2 separate regions of the Homo sapiens genome follow, and region 1 is linked to region 2. Evidence: read pairs that join two places in POLR2A ChIA-PET (ENCODE). Cell type or tissue: PC-3. All regions are shown on one strand.

Region 1 (4,000 bases), 150 kb after region 2:
AGTAACTATGTGGTTGGCGGAGTACTAGTGAGAAAAATATAAAACATCATGTATATTCAAATTGTTTAATCTAATGCGTCCATCCTTTTAGGAACTCAGTACTGAAGTCTAGGAACATCAGGCTAAAAAAAATAATGGTTGGATTTTTCTACTCTTTCTAGACACCAGGGAACATGAGAGAAAATTATTGTGGAAGGACTAATATTCTTATTTTTATTATTACCTATGTCCAGCCAAGTAAGCAAGGTCAACACTTCACCGTTGAAAAGCCAAGATTTTAGCATTTTCATTCTTAATTTTTACTCTAGTATTTCACTGACACTTGAGTGTATGTCAGAATCAGAGGGTCATGAAGAAGGGACAGCCCTGGTGACTGCCACAGGCTGAGACTTACTGCTGGAACATGTATAGTGAGGCCTCCTTTGTTGACCATCACCCTGGGTCTTCTTGTGCCCAAAGCAGAATGGTGTGGCTTCCTGGAATAGGAGATCATATTACTTGAAGCAACAAGATTGTATTGCTTGAACTCTAGTGTCCTAATTTGTTTTACTCACTTTGTATTAATACATGCCAAAGATAGGGAAGGGGATGAAAGGGTCTTGGGACCACCATCTAGGTTACAGCATCCCTCTTTTAGGAGTCCTTGCTAAGACACCTCAGGGGAAACTGCCTTTCTGAAGCCTGGCTCATGGTCCAGTTAACTATGTCAACAGTACCAACATTACTTTCATTTAATACAGGAGATAGAGAAATGTTTCACCCCCGAGGCTACTTTCCTCAGAAGGAGGCAGAAGATGCTCCATGGCCAATTGAGTACATGGAGGAAATTAAGTTATATCAAAAATTATTGTTGAATCTACTATGAATCCAGCCTTGCAGGAACTGAGTACTGAAGCTTAGGAACACCAGGCTAAAATATATATATATATATATATATATATATATGAGCTTTTTCTACTCTTTCTGGACACCAAGGAACATGAAAGAAAAGTGTTGCGGAATAACTAATATTTTTTATTTTTCTTACCCATGTCCAGCCAAGTAAGCAAAGTGAACACTTCATTGTTGAAAAGCCAAGATTTTAGCATGTTTATTCTTAATTTTTCTTCCAAGTCAATAATGAAGTCATGCAGGGGTATTGAGTTCTTAATCCATAAATTATAGGTTAGTTAATTGAAAGGTTTTTGTACATGTCATCATTTACTTTTCCTTTCTCCTACTAATCCATAAATGTAGGCCACAAAGTGTGAGGAAACCAGGAGATTTTAAGTAGTGTTCTATAAGATAGTTTAAATTGTGAATATCCATTATGGCATTGTACTCTAGGAAATACATGTTGTCCTAAATTGAAGCTTTCATAAAGAAAATTTCCCATGTTTTAAATCAATTCAAGACAGATGATTTTATTGGGCAGGATATAGGAAAAGTTCTGTTTTAAATATTTCTTACTTTAACTGATATATTTGTATCTCTGTAGTCTTAGTGGCAGTATCCCAATGCCCAGAAATGGCTTTTGTGTGCTCCTAGTGCTTAGTAAGGCATCATAGCTATGTGACTGCCATGGCATTATGATTGATAAGGAGTCTCTAAACAGCAGAAAAGGACTATATGTAATATATATGACCCAGACTAGAGTAACAAAGCTAAACACCTTAGAAAAGCCCAGAAAATAGTCTCCCCTTCCCACAAGGGTTATTATTTATGATCAATGTATGAGTTTTCAAATACCCTACAGCAGACTCAGAGATGCCATAAGAGCTGGGGGAGCTGGGTGGTGAACAATCAAGTTGAAGTCCAGGAGTCCTGACTGTTAGCATTTTCTGCTTTCCATAATGTAAATGCTCCCACCATGGCCAATTTCAAGTCACCAACATGACATCAGTAAACATGAAGGTGGAGAGAGATGTGATTGCAGCTCCAGCACACCACAGCTGGGGCAAGCTGCACTCCCACTGCAGTCAGAGATGGCATATACATACATACATGTCATACATGTCTATGTAAACACGTTGCAAAATTTTGTTTGCAGAAAGTGGAATTTTTGATGCCTCCATCCAAAGTACCTAGTTTCCAACATCACTGTAGAGGGAAAGAGAGAGGGAGACTTTCGAGAAGGCACACCCTTTCTCAAAGTGACACATCCAAAGTGATGCATCACTTCCATTTCTGTTCTGGTTGTGAGAACCAATCACATTGCTCCACTTCAGTAATAGTAAGCTGAGTGATGTAGATGAGCTATATGCCAGGAAGAGGAAACCAGCTTGGTAGGTATAATAGCTTTTGCTAAACCACAAGGCATCCTAAAACTTAATGGCCTGGACAGACACTAACTCTTGCTCATGAATTTGCGGATCAGTTGAACAGCCCTGCTAGTCTGAGCCAATCTCAGCTGACTACAGCTGAGCTCACCCCTGCCTCTGCGGTCAGCCACTCGTCAGCTGGCATCTCTGATTTTGGGTGTGGCTCGCCATTAATTGGAATGAAGAGAATGGCAGGGCCCATGGCCACCTGGCCACCATGCAACAGGCTAGGCTGCAGGGTTGATGTGGTCGCTCGGGGTTCCAAGAGCAGCAAGAGTAATTTCTAATACACAAGTATTTTCCAAGTCTCTGCTTACTTCACCTTTGCTACCATCTCACTGACCAAAATAAGTCACATGGCTGAGTCTGGAGTTGGTGTGGAGGATACTGCCAAGGATGTGTGGATACAGGGAGGTGAATTCAATTGGAGGCCACTGGGTTTTTTCACACAGGCTAAGAGGAATTTGAAAATCACTGGCTTGGCATCATAATCAATCCTGCTTAGAGGTGATTTCTTTCACACCAGCCATTACTGGTGCTTTTTCCTTCTTGTTAAAATCTAGTTTGTGTTGTAAAGTCAAGAGGAGCTGGTGATTGAAAAAAATAACATCCACATGTGTTTGTTGATTTGTGATTTCACATCTAACCTTACTCTTACAGAGTAGAGTGAAAGCTATACTCACATGGCCTAGAGATAAAGGGTCTGTCCAGGATTCCCTTACTCGGCTCTCCATTCCAATAAAGAGAGCCAGCCACTGATAGGGCGTGGCAGCTGGCAGGGTGTCCACTGAAATCATAGGCTCTTGGTACCTTTGTGGAGATGGACATGTGGATTCCCTTCTGTCCTGACTCTCTAAGGACGCATCAGGAACAGACAGATGGGAAAGGCAGTCTCTAAGGATATCCACTGGTTATGTTTTCAGTGTTGATATAAGTGTTACCTTTTTCATATAAATTCTTTGTATTGGACAGAATAATTGTGTACATTGATAGTAGAAGTAATGAATATCCAGATGTCTTCTAAATAAGGGAAGCAAAAGATGTCCCACTTGCAAATGGGAGATTTATTTTAGGTTTTATGCATTTGGTCTTTTACATTGTGTCCTTGTTCTTATGTTCATGGCTCATATGCAAGATGGTTTCTGAGAATTTCATCATGTAATTGCATTGTTCTCCAAATAAGTTTATTTCAAAATCCAATTAAAACACAAGTTTTAGTACATGGCTGATGCAGTATTCAGTGGAGGAGACTTTGTTTTACTAAGTTGAGTTGTTTTACTCACTCAAGCAGCAATTTAAAGACAGATTTCATTTCTGAGCTGTACTATTCATTATCCTAATTTATATTTATTGCAACCTCTGAGACCACTATTTTGTCTCTTTGCCTACAGTCTTCAGAATCTTTAAGTTACTGTTTCATAGGAAAAATTATTGGAGAAATTTAATAGAAAGAGCTTTTATGAAGTACTTAAGCATTTATACCACAAAAAAAGATAAGATAGCTTTAGATCATTTTGAAAGTTTATAAATGTTCACGGTCCATTTCAAGATTACTAATCTCTTCCACCTGATTTCTTATGTTACACCTTCAGGCCTTCCCTGTAAGCAACTGACTGCATCTCTACTTTCAAATCCTTAGAGTGCTTTCCAAGACTGAAATAATGAGAGTTACAGAGCACACGGTGTCCACTGCAGGCTAG
Region 2 (4,000 bases):
GACACTCCACATCGTGTTTCCTGCTGGGCGATCTGGGAGGCAAACTGCCTTAAATTTCCCAATGCACTCCATTATCAAAATGCATCTATTCTGCCAAGGCTGAATTCTGTACAGGCACATCTCATTTTATTGTGCTTTGCAGATATTGTATTTTGTTTTTACAGATTGAAGGTTTGTGGCAACCCTGCCTCAAGCAAGTCTATCGGGGCTGCTTCCCCAACTGCATGTGCTCATTTTGTATCTCTGTGTCACATTTTGGTAATTCTCAATATTTCAGACTTTTCCATTATTATCGTATCTGTGATGGCAATATGTAATCAGTGATCTTTGATGTTACTATTGTAATTGTTTCGGAGCATCATGAACCATGTCCATGGTAGAGAACCTAATCAGTAAATGTTGTATGTGTTCTGACTGCTCTACCAACTGGCTGTTCCTCCTTCTTTCTCCCTTTCCATGGACCTCTCTATTCCCTGAAACATGGCAATATTGAAATTATGTCAATTAATAACCCTACAATTGCCTCTAAGTGTTCAAGTGAAAGGAAGAGTTCCAAATCTCTCTCTTTAAATCAAAACTTAGAAATGATTAAGTTTAGTGAGAAAGGCACGTCAAAAGCTGAGATAGATCAAAAGCTAGGCCTCTTGCCCCAAACAGTTAGCCAAGTTGTGAATGCAAAAGAATAGTTCTTGAAGGAAACTAAAAGTACTACTCCAGTGAACACACGAGTAATAAGAAAGCAAAACAGCCTTTTTGCTGATATGGAGAAAGTTGTAGTAATCTGGATAGAACATGAAACCAGCCACTACATTCCCTGAAGCCAAAGCCTGATCCAGAGCAAGGCCTTAACTCTCTTCAGTTCTATGAAGTCTGAGAGAGGTCAGGAAGCTGCAAAAGAAAAATATGAAGCTGGCAAAGACTGATTCATGAGGTCTAAGAAAAAGAAGCTGGCTCCGTAACATAAAAATATGAGGTGAAGCAGCTGATGCAGAAGCTGCAGCAAGTTATCCAGAAGTTCTCACTAAGATAACTAATGAAGGTGGCTATACTCAATGACAGATTTTCAATGTAGACAAAACAACCTGCTATTGGAAGAGGATGCCATCTAGGACTTTTATAGCTAGAGGGAAGAAGCCAGTGTCTGGCTTCAAAGATCAAAGGACAGGCTAACTCTGTTGTGAGGGGCTAATGCAGCTGGTGACTAAGTAGAAGCCATTGCTCATTCACCATTCCCAAACTCCTAGAGCCCTTAAGAATTATGCTAGATCTACTCCCCCTGTGCTCTAGAAATAGCACAACAAAGTCTAGATGGCAGCACATGTGTTACAGCATGGTTCACTGGAATTTCTTTTTTCTTTTTTCTATTATCTTTTTTTTGAGACAGAGTCTTGCTCTGTCACCCAGGCTAGAGTGCTGTGGCACAAACACAGCTCACTGCAGCCTCAACCTCCTGTGCTCAAGCAATCGTCCTGCTTCAGCCTTCCATGTAGCTGGGATTACAGGCATATGCCCTATGCCTAGCTAATTGTTTGAATTTTTGTACAGACAGGGTCTCAAACTCCTGGCTCAAGCAATCCTCCCTCCTTAGCTTCTCAAATTGCTAGAATTGTAGGCATGAGCCACCACACCCAGCTCTGGTTTACTGGATATTTTAAGCCCACTGTTGAGTCCTACTGCTCAGAAAAAAAAAAAAAGATTCTTTTCCAACTATTACTGCTCGTTGACAATGTACCTAGTTATCCATGAGCTCTGCTGGAGAGGGGATGAATGTTATTTTCATGCCTGCTAACACATTTATTATGCAGCCATTTTAACTCTCAAGTCTTATTAAGAAATACATTTTGTAAGGCTATAGCTGCTATAGATAGCTATTCTTCTGGTGGATCTGGACTAAGTAAATTGAAAACCCTCTGGAAAGGATTCACCATTCCAGATGCTGTTAAGTACATTCCTGATTCATGGAAGAATATAAAAATATCAGCTTTAACAGGGGCTTGGATAAACTTGATTCCAACCCCCGTGGATGACTTTGAGGGGTTCAAAACTTCAGTGGAGGAAGTAACTGCAGATTTAGTGGAAATAGTGAGAGAACTAGAATTAGAAATAGAGCCTGAAGATGTGACCGAATTGCTACAATCTCATGATAAAACTTAAATGGATGAGTTGCTTCTTATGGATGAGCAAAGAAAGTGGTTTCTTGAGATGGAATCTTCTCCTCGTAAAGATTCTGTGAACATTGTTGAAGTGACAACAAAGGGTTTAGAATATTACATAAACTTAATTGATAAAGCTGTAGCAGAGTTTGAGAGGAGTGACTGCAATTTTGATAAATGTTCTATTGTGGGTAAAAAGCCATTGAATGGCATGGCATGTTACAGAAAAATCTCTCATGAAAGGAAGAGTCAACCAATGTGGCAAACTTCATGCTTGTCTATTTTTAAGAAATTGCCACAGCCACTCCAGCCTTCAGTAAGCACCAGCCTGATCAACCAGCAGTCATCAACAATGAGGCAAGACCCTCCTCCAACAAATAGGTTATGAGGGGCTGGGCACAGTGGCTTACGCCTGTAATCCCAGCACTTTGGGAGTCCAAGGCGGGCGGATCATTTGAGGTCAGGAGTTCAAGACCAGCCTGGCCAACATGATCGCACCCCGTCTCTACTAAAAATACAAAAATTATCTGGGCGTGGTGATGCACGCCTGTAGTCCTAGCTACTAAGGAGGCTGAGGTAGGAGAATCACTTGAACCCAGGAGGCAGAGGTTGCAGTGAGCCAAGATTGCACCATTGCACTCCAGCCTGGGTGACAAGAGTGATACTCAAAAAAAAAAAAAAAAAAAAGGTTATGACTCACAGACTCACAGAAGGCTCAGATGATCATTTGCATTGTTTGGCAATAAAGTATTTTTAAGTTAAGATATATATATATTTTAGTATACAGTACAGTGTATACATAACTTATATATGCATTGGAATATAAAAAAAAATTGTGTGACTTGCCTCATTGTGATATGTACTTTATTGCATTGGTCTGAAACCAAATTGCACTGTCTTCCAGGAACGCCTGTACATGTAAATCCATGTTAGTGAGGCAACAAGCAGGAGATGCCTATTAGTTAGCCTGTTTACATTTTTAGGTGTGTATTCTAAACCTTAATTTTCCCTGCCCAAAGAGCATCTAAAAGTTCATCATAGCAATATTTGGTGACATGTGGGTCTTGAAATCACAGAACATAAACAAGTGTATACGGATTAAAACTAATCTTAGGCCGGGCGCGGTGGCTCACGCTTGTAATCCCAGCACTTTGGGAGGCCGAGGCGGGTGGATCATGAGGTCAGGAGATCGAGACCACGGTGAAACCCTGTCTCTACTAAAAATAAAAAAAAATTAGCCGGGCGTGGTGGCGGGCGCCTGTAGTCCCAGCTACTCGGAGAGGCTGAGGCAGGAGAATGGCGTGAACCCGGGAGGCAGAGCTTGCAGTGAGCCGAGACTGCGCCACTGCACTCCAGCCTGGGTGACAGAGCGAGACTCCATCTCAAAAAAAAAAAAACCTAATCTTAATGAGAGTCTCAAAAATATTACAGTCTTGTGTAGTTACTAAAGCATAATCTACTCATAAATCAAATGAAACATAATTATATTCGAGCAGAATTCTTCTCCAATTGATTCAGTGTCTATATTTCCATAGAGCACAGGACAGTCCCTCCATGGATTTTCAAATTTCTCTTTTAGCATGCCTATTGTTTTCCCAGTAACTCACCATGGTGTCCAGTGAAATACTAATTAAGGTGGAAATAAGCAGTAGGAACAAATGAGTTAGTGAAAAACAAATACCCTGTTTTCATCAAATTCTTGCTGTCTTGCATTTCATAGCTACTTCCTGTATTATTAGTCTGTTCTCATCCTGCTGATAAAGACATACTGGAGACTGGGTGATTTACAAAGAAAAAGAGATTTAACGGACTCACGGTTCCCCATGGCTGGGGAGGCCTCACAGTCA

What was found. ChIA-PET counts read pairs that join two places held together with the same protein. Peaks named below come from ENCODE experiments on the same cell type or tissue, not always from the same donor. Only the 100,000 strongest peaks of a DNase experiment are listed, where the experiment ranks them.
Region 1: POLR2A ChIA-PET joins it to region 2 with 5 read pairs; 2 of 35 experiments call an interaction of 5 or more read pairs at or near these places.

Annotation. Positions count from the first base shown.
Region 1 is chr13:101,266,157-101,270,156 of GRCh38, reverse strand. The region is part of intron 10 of NALCN (sodium leak channel, non-selective); the gene reads left to right. Among named protein-coding and RNA genes, the nearest start is that of NALCN, 150 kb to the left of the region's middle. In PC-3, no CTCF peak of the experiment used is centred here; a DNase peak (open chromatin) is centred at 2,276; H3K27ac peaks cover 2,761 bases.
Region 2 is chr13:101,419,477-101,423,476 of GRCh38, reverse strand. No RefSeq gene overlaps it. Among named protein-coding and RNA genes, the nearest start is that of NALCN, 5.0 kb to the right of the region's middle. In PC-3, no CTCF peak of the experiment used is centred here; no DNase peak of the experiment used is centred here.